2 separate regions of the Homo sapiens genome follow, and region 2 is linked to region 1. A link is a contact called in ENCODE Hi-C or POLR2A ChIA-PET data. All regions are on one chromosome and are shown on one strand. The core of a region is the stretch at or near the end of the contact, and the rest is flanking DNA. Distances in the headings are between cores, read along the strand shown. Region 1 holds the start of MAP3K6 (mitogen-activated protein kinase kinase kinase 6). Region 2 holds the start of XKR8 (XK related 8).

Region 1 (5,648 bases), core at 901-3,400:
AGAGGAGCACATTGTTGGTCATGCTGAAGCTCTCACGCACACCAAGGTGGTAGAACAGGGAGGGCTGTACCAGCGAGCTGCTCACCTCCAGCACCACCACATCTGCAGGCACAGAGGGGGTGGCGCTGATCCCTGAAGCCCAGCTTGATGGGGAAGGAGCCGGGGTCCATCCTGGCTTGACCTGCCTTGCTGTGGGACTCCAGTAGGGTCTGGTTCTGCTTTGGGCTTCAGTCGGCCCTTTTTAGGGTTCCCCTGGCACTTTCACAGAACTGATCTCTGTAGTGTTGCAGGAGAGGAGTTGGGCTCACTGGGTTGGGACCCTCAGGCCACGGTTCAGAGCCTGTGAGCACCTGGCATGGGGGAAGGGAGGCTGTGGACCAGTTGAGTCTGTTACGGGCCATTTAGGAGGTGGGAGTTGCGCAAACATAGAAGTCCCCTCCCTTTGGTCTTCAGCACAGGCTCTTGAAAGGGGCTACCATCAGTGTGCATAGACAACGCTGTGCCTAAATGTATGTATGTGTATATCTGTGACATGTATAGCTTACTATGTCTGACTGTATCTGTGTGTGTGACAGCGTCTGCTAGGGCCTGCATGAGTCAACATGTATGCGATTTGTGTCTGTCGATAATTGTATCTTTGTGTCCGAGTGGTCGGGTCAGCCTTCATTTTAGGCTACGATTTCATGGACATCCAGGAAGCACAGCTACTGGACTCTAGCATAAGCAAGTAAGTATGGGGGCCGAGCATCCGGGCTGGCTGGAGGGAGGAGTGACTCGCGGGGGAATAGCCTCCTTCTGGCCCCGCCCCTGAGCCATCCTTTCCCGCCCACTTCCCCGCCCCTTCCCCGCCCATTCTTTCTGGGCCGCTGAGGCCACTTAACCTAAGCTCCCTCACCCAGTATCCAGTCCCGTCGGGCCCCTTCGCTTCTCTTTTTGCCTCTCCTAGCCCGATCCTTGGAAATAGTATGCTAGGACTCCTGAACTCCAGCCTCCCGGCCCCTTTCCCTAAGTCCAAGCTCCTCTCCCAGTAATTGTCCTCAAGAGATCCGCGTGACATTCTCCTGAGGGTGAGGCTGAGTTCTCCAACCCCACCCCTGAGACACCACAGCCCCGCGCCGCTCCCCGCCCCGCCCCAGAGTTCCAAAGCCCCTCCCCATCCTTGCCCCGCTGGCTGGGCACCGCTCCGACTGAAGGGTGCCTAAGCCCCAACCTCGAGCCCTAGAGCCGCGCCCGGATCCCTGTCTCGTCCCGAGCCCGGCCGCGCCCCAGATCCCCTAAATCCCACTTTTTTCACGGCCCTGTCCCAAGCCCTTCAGCTTTAGCTCACTTTAAGTCCCCTAGACCCGGTACCCCTCTCGGCCCCTCCCTTGAGCCTTCGAGCCCGGCTTGGTCCCCTCCCAGGACCCTGAGTCCCGCCCGGATCCGGCCCCGCCCCCAGCGCTCTCACCCGCGTTGTAGAAGGCATCCAGAGCCGCGGTGTCGCCTAGCTCCAGCGTCCCGAAGGGCAGGCTGCGCAGCTGCGGGGGCGGCCGCGGCCGGGGGACCTGCGCGCAAGCCTCGCGCAGGCAGCGCAGGGGCAGCGGCTCCGCCTCGGTTCCCTCCCGAGGCTCGAGCCCGGGCTGCGGCTCCCGGGTCAGCACGTAGACCACGCTGAGCGGCCGGCTCCGCGCGCAGCCCCGGCCCGGGGGCGCCGCGAGCTGCCGGCCCCGGCTCAGCGCCACGGCCAGCGGGTCCTGCCAGCAGCTGCCGGCGCGCTCCGCCCCGGACCGGGGACACGGCCCCGCCATGCGGGGGCGCTCAGGCGCGGGGCGCCGCGCACTGGGAACCGGGGGCGGGGCAGGAGCCTGGGCCGGCAGATCAGGAATCTTGGGATCTGGAATCCGTTCGGAATCGGAGAATCTCCCACGGGATCTAGGGATCCGGAATACGGCCTGACGTCCCGTTCCAGGAATCTAAAGTCCAGGGAGAAATCCTAGCTCGGACTTGCAAGGTCCTGAGGTTCTGAAATCCGGGATTGGGTCCCAGGAATCTGGGGCATCCGGTGATCGGCAGCTCAGAGCCACTTGGGGGATCCTGGGAATCGGCTCGGAGGTGCCCGCCACCTGGACTTCTCAAGGGAGCGCCCGCCAACGCTGCCCTGCCTTCACTTGTAGGCTAAGCCCAGCCCTTTCCCGGCCGACCCAGAAAGCTCCACCCTCGGCCCTGGGGCAGAGCCGCTCCCTAGCGGCTTGAGACTCAGCCTCTCCCCTCCCTTCTCTCCCGCCAGAACTTTGGAGACTGGCGGCTTCCGGAACAGCCTGTGCCCCTGTGCACGCCAAAGACTGTGGACTGCTCACAGCAAGTGCACATAAAATGTGTGAGGAGGCCAGGGCTAGGGAAAAGGTTCGATATGCAGGCCCTGCTCTGCAGGTATCTGTTGAATGAATGGCTCTCTAGAGACATCAGGGTGCGCAGAGCATGATGAACAATGGGTGTCCTCCCGGGCCCAGTGAGCGCAGGCAGGGAGGGACTGGGATGGGGGAAACCTACACCCTAGGCCGCTTGCCCGAAAGCCTTCAGTCCTGGAGTGGGACTTGGCATCTGAGCCTTAACTGTCACTAGGGGGCTGCTTTCCCCAGGACCCAACCTGCTGTGGACCCCCGCTGACCTTTGACTTCTAGGCAGAACGTGGCCATGGGACCTGAGAAGCACTTCCTACTCTAAACAACTCTAAACATTTCTTTAGCCACCCCTTGAAGGAGTCAACCCCAGCCCTTTGCACTACAGCAGCTTCTCAGCTTCAAATCCCCAAGAGTCCCCAACTTTCTTGTGTGAATTAATGAGTGAGGCAGCAACCTGGTAGAAGCCTCAGTGGACCCTGAAACCAAGAACTGGGGACTTAAGTTGAATAACTTGTCCAGGATCACTCAGCACATGACAGCAGGGTGCAAACCCAGGACCGCCTGTCAGACTCTTAACTATTTAATTCTGCCACTTACTAGAATGTGGCTTTGGGCAAATAAACTGCTTAAATGCTACTCAATGGCTGTTTCATTGCCCTGTTGCCTTGTGGAAGAAAAAGGTACCTTCCTTGGTTTGACCTTGGATTCGAACTGACACCCAATGAGATAGGCAGGAAGTGGTAGAGTTTGAGAACTTGGCCTGCAACAGAGGCTGGAGTGGAAAACAGACAACTTACAAAGGACAGGCATGGGCAACCGACAGGCTGAGAAAGCTGTGCAATTCCCAGCCAGGGCGGTGGCTCATGCCTGTAATCCCACTTTGGGAGGCCAAGATGAGTGGATCACGAGGTCAGGAGTTCGAGACCAGCCTGGCCAACATGGTGAAACCCCGTCTCTACTAAAAATACAAAAAAAAGTAGCTGGGTGTGGTGGCACCTGCCTGTGATCCCAGCTACTTGGGAGCTGAGGCAGGAGAATCACTTGAACCTGGGAGATGGAGGTTGCGGTGAGTGGAGATCGTGCCATTGCACTCCAGCCTGGGCGGGGCGACAGAGCAAGACTCCATCTCAAAAAAAAAAAAAGCTATGCAATTGTGCAATTCCTGCCACAAAGCCATCCACTTGCAGGACCCAGAGGGCCTCGGGAAATTGTCAATGGATGCTTGGATCTCCTCTAATCCTTCCACTGTATGCCCCTCTGGCTCATTGCACTCCAGCCTGGGCAGGGCGACAGAGCAAGACTCCATCTCAAAAAAAAAAAAAAAAAAAAAGCGGCCGGGCGCAGTGGCTCACACCTGTAATCCCAGCACTTTGGGAGGCCGAGGAGGGCAGATCATGAGGTCAGGAGATTGAGACCATCCTGGCTAACATGATGAAACCCCGTCTCTACTAAAAATACAAAAAATTCGCCGGGCGTGGTAACGGGTGCCTGTAGTTCCAGCTACTCGGGAGGCTGAGGCAGGAGAATGGCGTGAACCTGGGAGGCAGAGCTTGCAGTGAGCCAGGATGGTGCCACTGCACTCCAGCCTGGGCGACAGAGCGAGACTGCGTCTCAAAAACAAACAAACAAACAAACAAACAAAAAAGCTGTGCAATTGTGCAATTCCTGCCACAAAGCCATCCACTTGCAGGACCCAGAGAGCCTCAGGAAATTGTCAATGGATGCTTGAATCTCCTCCAGTCCTTCCACTATATGCCCCTCTGGCCTTGTCTTGCACACCTCCAGAGACAGAAGCCTCACTACTTTAGAGGCTGTCCTTTCCATCTTCCTGACTGGAAGGAAATTCTTCCCTGAATGGAGCTGAAACTTGTGTCCCTGCTCTGCCCTCTAGGGTTTTTTCCCAGTAACTGGAAGAGTCTTGAAAGGGCTAAAATGATTTTATTTTTAAATGTGGACAGGCAAGCAGAGGTGGTTGGCAAAGGCAAGGTGGCTGACGATCCGGAAGCTGTACAGGAGAGATAAGGGCACTGGCTGCCAGAGTGCCCTATCGAAGCATCATCCGAACCCTGCGGTAGGGGTGGCCCACACCACGGCCTGAGGCCCAGTCAATGCCATATTTGTGGGCGGCAGCCTCAGACACTGCATAGCGACCATTGAGATTTGATCGGTAACAGGATGCATACCACCAGGCACCGTGGACAATCACTGCACAGTTGCTGTTGCTTGAATCGTGGTCAGCGTCATAGGTGGTAAAGGGCCTCCCACTGTGGAGGCTCAGGGAATCCCCTAGCAGGGAAGGGATGGAAAGCACCTTGGTGCCCAGCACCACGCCTGGCACCTTTGGAGATATAATGCCATGGGAGTCTCAGAGCAACTAAGAGTTGAATTTTATCAGGCCCCACGAGCAACACCAAGGGGCCAGGTTGTTTGCGCAGGGTTACTCGGCTGGTTGAAGCAGCGGCAGGACTTGAACTCGGGACTGTCTGGCTCCAAAGCTCCCAGCTTTTCCCCCTGTCTTACCCCCTCCAGAATCCCCGGCCCCCCTCTAGCTCCTTTGTCTTCTCTCAGCTCCCATCCAGTCTGAGCAACTCTGCTAGGAAAAGCTGGGAGGAACCTCTTAGGTGCCTGGCCAGGAAAGGTGGTTCCCTGAGGCACTCCCTCATAACCACTTCCCTCTTTTAAATCTCTCCCCAATAGTCACTGTTTCTCTGAAAGAAGACTTCCGTGGTTCCTCTTCCAAAGCAGAGAACACTAACACTCAACAGAGCCTCAGGCGGCACCCAAAACTTCCTCCTTGCCTCCCTGCGCTCCCCCCGCCTTTTTTTTTTTTTCTGAGATGGAGTCTCGCTCTGTCGCCCAGGCTAGAGTGCAGTGACACTCTCTTGGCTCGCTGCAACCTCTGCCTCCCAGATTTAAGTGATTCTCCTGCCTCAGCCTCCCGAGTAGCTGGGATTACAGGCACCCTCCACCACGCCCGGCTAATTTTTTTGTATTTTTAGTAGAGACGGGGTTTCACCATGTTGGCCAGGTTGGGTTTGAACTCCTGACCTCAAGTTATCTGCCCGCCTCGGCCTCCCAGAGTGCTAGGGTTACAGGCATGAGCCACCGTGCCCGGCCTCCCTGCCCATTTTATAGAGGAGGAAACTGAGGCTCAGTGGAGGGGTAGGACTTGCCCAAGGTCACATAAGTACTAAATGGCAGAGATGGATTCAAACTCAGGTCTGTTTGCCTCCAGATCCCAAATTCTTCACTGTTGCACCATCCTGT
Region 2 (5,660 bases), core at 1,242-3,741, 590 kb after region 1:
GGCTAAATGGCATCAAGTGAAAGTGGACAGGGAAGGGGCAAGTTGGAGCTTGAAGAGGTGAGGATAGAGATGTGATCTGGGAGTGGAGAGAGGACATTTAAAGCCAACGACTGCATGAGCTAACCCAGGTCCTTGATTCTAGTAAAGGTAGATTAAGAAGAGGTCTGAGGGGTTTAAAGAGTGGCCTGTTGTCCACATGGGCACTCCAAGGGTCTGAGCAAGGGGAATGGCAGGCTGCACCATCACCCCCTAACAGGCCCTCCATTCTCCTCAGGGAGGGAGTCAGCCCTGAGCTTGAATCCTGGCTCCACCACTCATAAGCTTTTTGATCTTTTGACCTCTGTGCCTCACTTGCTTCATCTGTAAAATGGGAGTAACAGAACCTCGCAGGGTTTGAGGAGGACTACATGAAATAATGGAATGTTCCTGGCACAGAGTGGCCATGCATACGGGCAGCTCCTCTTACCCCGTCTGCAGTGGCCTGAAGCAGGTTCATAAATGTACCTGGAACCCGCTGGACTGATGAACCCTGCAGAGTCTAGCCGTGAACATGCACCTGGGTCCTAGGAGTCTACAGTTCATAATCTCTCTCATGCTTAGTGTTGCTCTTTTTATGTTGCTTTTATCTATTCATTATGTAAATATTTACTGAGCGTCTTCTATGTGTACCCTAGCATGGTGGGACCTGGGGTAAACCTGGGGTCCAATCCTGCTACCACTGAATACCTGTATGAATACCTGTATGACCCTGGCCAAGTGAATTAACCTCTTTAGGCCTCAGTTTCCTCATTTGTGAAACCTAGGTAATAAGCGCAGTTACCTCATTCGATTCAGAGGATGTCTGCCAAGCACAATGGGTGCACAGCTAAGTGCTCAATAACTACTAGTGGTCATGGTCACTGCTCTAAAGAACTTGGGGGCAAATGCAAGGTGCAGGATGGGGATGGAAGCAGACAACTGCTCACAGCCGGTCTACCCCAAACCCTTTTTCCAGGACATGGTGACCTACTTCATGAACCTGAGCCAGGCGAATGCTCAGGGGACGCCGCGCTGGGAGCTCGAGTACCAGCTGACCGAGGCCTATGGGGTGCCGGACGCCAGCGCCCACTCCATGCACACAGTGCTGGACCGCATCGCTGGCGACCAGAGCACACTGCAGCGCTACTACGTCTATAACTCAGTCAGCTACTCTGCTGGGGTCTGCGACGAGGCCTGCAGCATGCAGCACGTGTGTGCCATGCGCCAGGTGGACATTGACGCTTACACCACCTGTCTGTATGCCTCTGGCACCACGCCCGTGCCCCAGCTCCCGCTGCTGCTGATGGCCCTGCTGGGCCTGTGCACGCTCGTGCTGTGACCTGCCAGGCTCACCTTCTTCCTGGTAACGGGTAACGGGGGCAGCGCCCAGGATCACCCAGAGCTGGGCCTTCCACCATTTCCTCCGCGCCTGAGGAGTGAACTGAAATAGGACAACCGAATCAGGAAGCGAAGCCCCAGGAGCTGCAGCCATCCGTGATCGCGCCACTGCACTCCAGCCTGGGTGACAAAGCCAGACTCTCTCCAAAAACAAACCAGAAACAGAAAAGAAATGACGACCCAAGACCCCCCTACAAGCATACTTCTTTTGCGTATTATGTTTAACTCACAAAACAAAGCTCATCATGCGTTTGATTCTGTGTTGTGTTCCTTTTCTTTTCTTTTGAGACGGAGTCTCGCTCTGTCGCCCAGGCCGGAGTGCAGTGGCGCTATCTCGGCTCTCTGCAACCTCTGCCTCCCGGGTTCAAGCGATTCTCCTGCCTCAGCCTCCTAGCTGGGACTACAGGCGCGCGCCAACACGCCCGACTAATTTGTATTTTTAGTAGAGACGGGGTTTCGCCATGTTTGCCAGGCTGGTCTCGAACTCCTGACCTCAGGTGATCCGCCCGCCTGGGCCTCCCAAAGTGTTGGGATTACAGGCGTGAGTCACCGCGCCCGGCCTCTATTCCCTTCCGTATGGAAATGAGGTTAACTCATTTGCAGGAACCTAACGCCCGCCCTCCCCCGACTCGGATCGCTGGCGTGAACCCAGCGGCCCCGTGCTCTCCGGGTATCCCTGGATCGAGGCGCACGCGTTGTTGCAAAGTCTCGCACTTAGGGATTAGAATGTGCCTTTGCGTTTCGTTTTGTTTTGCAACAATACAGGTGTGAGGGATCGCAGCCCTGGTCCAGGCTCTAGTCTCCCCGCCCTCTCGCTTTCTTGGGCCTCCGGGCGCCTCAAAGGTAAAACTAGGCCATTTGAAGCCTGCGAAGCGAAGGGCAGTCGGTCTTCAGGCCTAGCGGGCTTGGCTGGGCTGGGTCGGTGGACCCCTGGGCTGGCGGCGGGAGCAGAGCATCGAGCGGCTTTTAGCTGGGGTTCGGGCGGAGGACCTGGGACAACCGCGGGCCTCGCTCCTCCCCGGACGGGGCGGGACGGGGAAGTCCCGCCCACCAGGCCCAGGCCCCGGGCCGCCCCGAGGGCTGCGCCCACCTCCTTCCTGCCTCGGCAACCCCGGGCCCTGAGGGCAGGCCCCAACCGCGGAGGAGCAGGAGAGGGCGGAGGCCGGCGGGCCATGCCCTGGTCGTCCCGCGGCGCCCTCCTTCGGGACCTGGTCCTGGGCGTGCTGGGCACCGCCGCCTTCCTGCTCGACCTGGGCACCGACCTGTGGGCCGCCGTCCAGTATGCGCTCGGCGGCCGCTACCTGTGGGCGGCGCTGGTGCTGGCGCTGCTGGGCCTGGCCTCCGTGGCGCTGCAGCTCTTCAGCTGGCTCTGGCTGCGCGCTGACCCTGCCGGCCTGCACGGGTCGCAGCCCCCGCGCCGCTGCCTGGCGCTGCTGCATCTCCTGCAGCTGGGTTACCTGTACAGGTGAGTGCTTCGCCCCGGGAGGGGAGGAGTGTCGGAGCCCAGCACCTCCGTCAGCTGGGTCACCTGTACAGGTGACACGCCATATGCCGGGAAGGGGACTGGGAGAGGGAACCAAGTCCTGTGGGCGCCTGGCCTACAGGTGAGCGTGCAGCCCTTTACGGAAAGGGAATCCCGGTAGACTGCCTTCATTCTAGCCCTAGCTTTCCTGGCACAGGCGAAGAAACTGAGGCCCAGGGAAGAAAGGGAGGCGCATGGGCTTTGAAGTCGGACCTCTCAGGGATCCACTTCTGGCTTTGCCCCCTCTCGCCTCACTTCTGCATTTCTCTGAGCCTCAGTTTCCTCCTGCGTAGAAAGGAGGTAGTCACCCTGAGACAGGTGTGACGGGCAGGCCTGTTGTGAAGAGTGAGCGAAAGAATGAGAAAGTGCCTCGCACAGTGCCTGGCCTGTAATGGCAGGGGCTGCGGACTCAGTTCAGCATCCCATGTTTCAGCATGGGCAGGGCCTTGGGAAGTCACTGACCTCTCAGTGGGGCTGTTTGGTTGCTGTTCCCATTGGGATGGGGATAGCGCCTGCCCGTTTGGTGAAGATGCAGTGAAATGACATCTGTCCACTGCCCTGGCTCAGAGTGAGCACTCAGCAACCTCAGCTGGCTTCTTGACCTGGGCCTCCCTGGGAGTTTCAGCAGCCCTGACCCCACCACAGCGCTTGCCCCTCACAAAGGCCGCCTCTCACCCTGTCTGCCTGGTTGTATTCTTCCCCCTGAAACTTGGCTTCCCACCCCAGACCCAGCAAGAGGGCAGAGATGGCCTCTGACTCATCCATGCCCATGGAGCCAGCCAGGGCTGGGCATAGGCTGGGTCCTGGAAAATGTGTGTGGATTCTGCTCCTTTTTGGACCTGGTGGAGCCTCGTAGAGATGGGAAAACAAACCCAAGGCTCAGAGGCATGCGACAAAGTCAGGGCAGAGGGTGGTGTGGGTTGGGATGGGGTGGCCAGGGCCAGGATCTGCTCTTGAATCCGTTTTTACAAACTCTTGAGATCTGGCCTTGACAAAGCCACACGGAGTCTCCAGGAGTGGAAGAGAGGAGCTTTGAATGTGGCAGTTTTGCCTGAGGGATTATAGAGACATCAGAAAACCCCGGGTGGGCATGAAGGGGTGCAGTTGTTAAGTCCTGGGCAGGCCTCCATGAGCCGTGAATCTGTAACTACCTTATGCATCTTTGTGGCCAATATTTCTGCTGAGCTTGAGTCAGACAGACTGTACTAGCTTTGGCTTTGGAAATGGGTCTCTGTTCCTGCCTGTGAATTGGCCGAGGCAGGGGTCCCTGCTAGGTCACTGGGGACCATAGGCAAAGGCTCCTGCTGAGGGAGAACCCCAGCCTGTCCTGCCTGCCTGCTCCTCAGTGTGTTCTTGTGTCCTTCCAGGGGAAGTGACAGTACATGTCTGGTGAATGAGCTTGTGATGAGTGAACGGGGTTCTCTCCCAATAGGCAACTGAGAGCAAAGTTCTGGGTGGAGGGTCCTTGGTGCATCCTCCACTTACTCTTCATGCCAGTGGGTACCCCAGACCTGTCTGTCCAAACTCTGGACTCTCTTAACTCCGCCCCAATCTCCATCCTTAACCACTCAGGGCCAGCCTCTTAAATGGGATCCCTCCTTCCAATCTAACCCTCCTCCAGCCCCTCCCCTGTGTGGCCGGGGCAAGGCAGAGTCTGATTCCATCTGGCCTGTGCCCAGAAGTGCCCAAGAGGCAAATGTCCTCTTGCCCACAGGACCCCAGGAGATCTTGGGCACACTAAAGTTTGAGAACTACTGCCTCAGGCAACTTTATAGCATGCCTTTCCAATTCAGGTTTGGATCCAAATCCTCATTCCAGTACTTATTAGCTGCTTATAATTTTTTGTTTGTTTTTTAAAAAGAGGTAGGGTCTGGTCAGGCTTGGTGGCTCATGCCTGTAATCCTAGCAGTCTGGGAGGCTGACGTGGGTGGATCACTTGAGGTCAGGAGTTTGAGACCAGCCTGCTGAACATGGCAAAAGCTCATCTCTACAAAAATTAGCCAGGTGTGGTGGCGCATGCCTGTAATCCCAGCATCCCAGCTACTCTGGAGGCCGAGGCAGGAGAATCGCTTGAACCTGGGAGGTGGAGGTTGCAGTGAGCCGAGTTTGTGCCACTGCACTCTAGCCTGGGCGACAAGCGACAGATGTAGACTCTGTCTCCAAAAAAAAAGAAAAAAAAAAAGAGAGAGAGAGGCAGGGTCTCTGTTGCCTGGGCTGGAGTGCAGTGGCACAATCAATCATGGCTCACAGTGGCCTTGAACTCCTGGGCTCAAGCTGTCCTCCTGCGTCAGCCTCCTGAGTAGCTTGGACTACAGGCTTGTACCACCACGTCCAACTAATTAAAAAAAATTCTTTGTAGAGATGGGGCTTGCTGTGTTGCCCAGGGTGGTCTCAAACTCCTGGCCTCCAGTGATCCTCTTGCCTTGGCCTGTCAAAATGTTGGGATTACAGGCGCGAGCCACTGCACCCAGACCTTATTAGCTTCTTGATCCTGTTTCCCCATCTGTAAAATGGGCTTTTGTGAGAAGTAAACAGGACAAGGTTTGTGATGAGCTTGGGACAGTGCTTAGCCAGCGGGAGTAGAAGGTGTATTGATCCCCATTTTTGCTTTTTTGTTTTTTTTGAGACGGAGTCTTGTTCTGTCGCCAGGCTGGAGTGCAGTGGCACGATCTCGGCTCACTGTAACCTCCGCCTTGCAGATTCAAGAGATTCTCCTGCCTCA

Evidence for each region. Hi-C counts contacts between places; a loop is a spot of excess contacts on that map. ChIA-PET counts read pairs that join two places held with the same protein, here RNA polymerase II (POLR2A). Pooled maps may share reads with other maps.
Region 2: a loop to region 1 is called in a pooled map, with 3 times the contacts of the local background. The contact joins the promoter of XKR8 here to the promoter of MAP3K6 in region 1. A Hi-C loop is called at or near these places in 1 of 50 pooled maps. POLR2A ChIA-PET finds 5 or more read pairs at or near these places in 2 of 52 experiments (CD8-positive, alpha-beta memory T cell and naive thymus-derived CD4-positive, alpha-beta T cell).

The regions. Positions count from the first base shown.
Region 1 is chr1:27,364,811-27,370,458 of GRCh38, forward strand. MAP3K6 (mitogen-activated protein kinase kinase kinase 6) reads right to left here and starts at 2,151. Exons shown (of 29, transcript NM_004672.5): 1 at 1,448-2,151; 2 at 1-102. The coding sequence starts at 1,787. FCN3 (ficolin 3) reads right to left here. Exons shown (of 8, transcript NM_003665.4): 8 at 4,300-4,667. The coding sequence ends at 4,426. RefSeq lists silencers at 740-809, 1,400-1,449, 1,520-1,739, 1,770-1,879 and enhancers at 1,132-2,075, 2,076-3,017.
Region 2 is chr1:27,957,482-27,963,141 of GRCh38, forward strand. It overlaps XKR8 (XK related 8), which reads left to right and starts at 2,492. Exons shown (of 3, transcript NM_018053.4): 1 at 2,492-2,881. The coding sequence starts at 2,589. It overlaps SMPDL3B (sphingomyelin phosphodiesterase acid like 3B), which reads left to right. Exons shown (of 8, transcript NM_014474.4): 8 at 995-1,671. The coding sequence ends at 1,357. RefSeq lists a silencer at 2,363-2,752 and an enhancer at 2,433-2,996.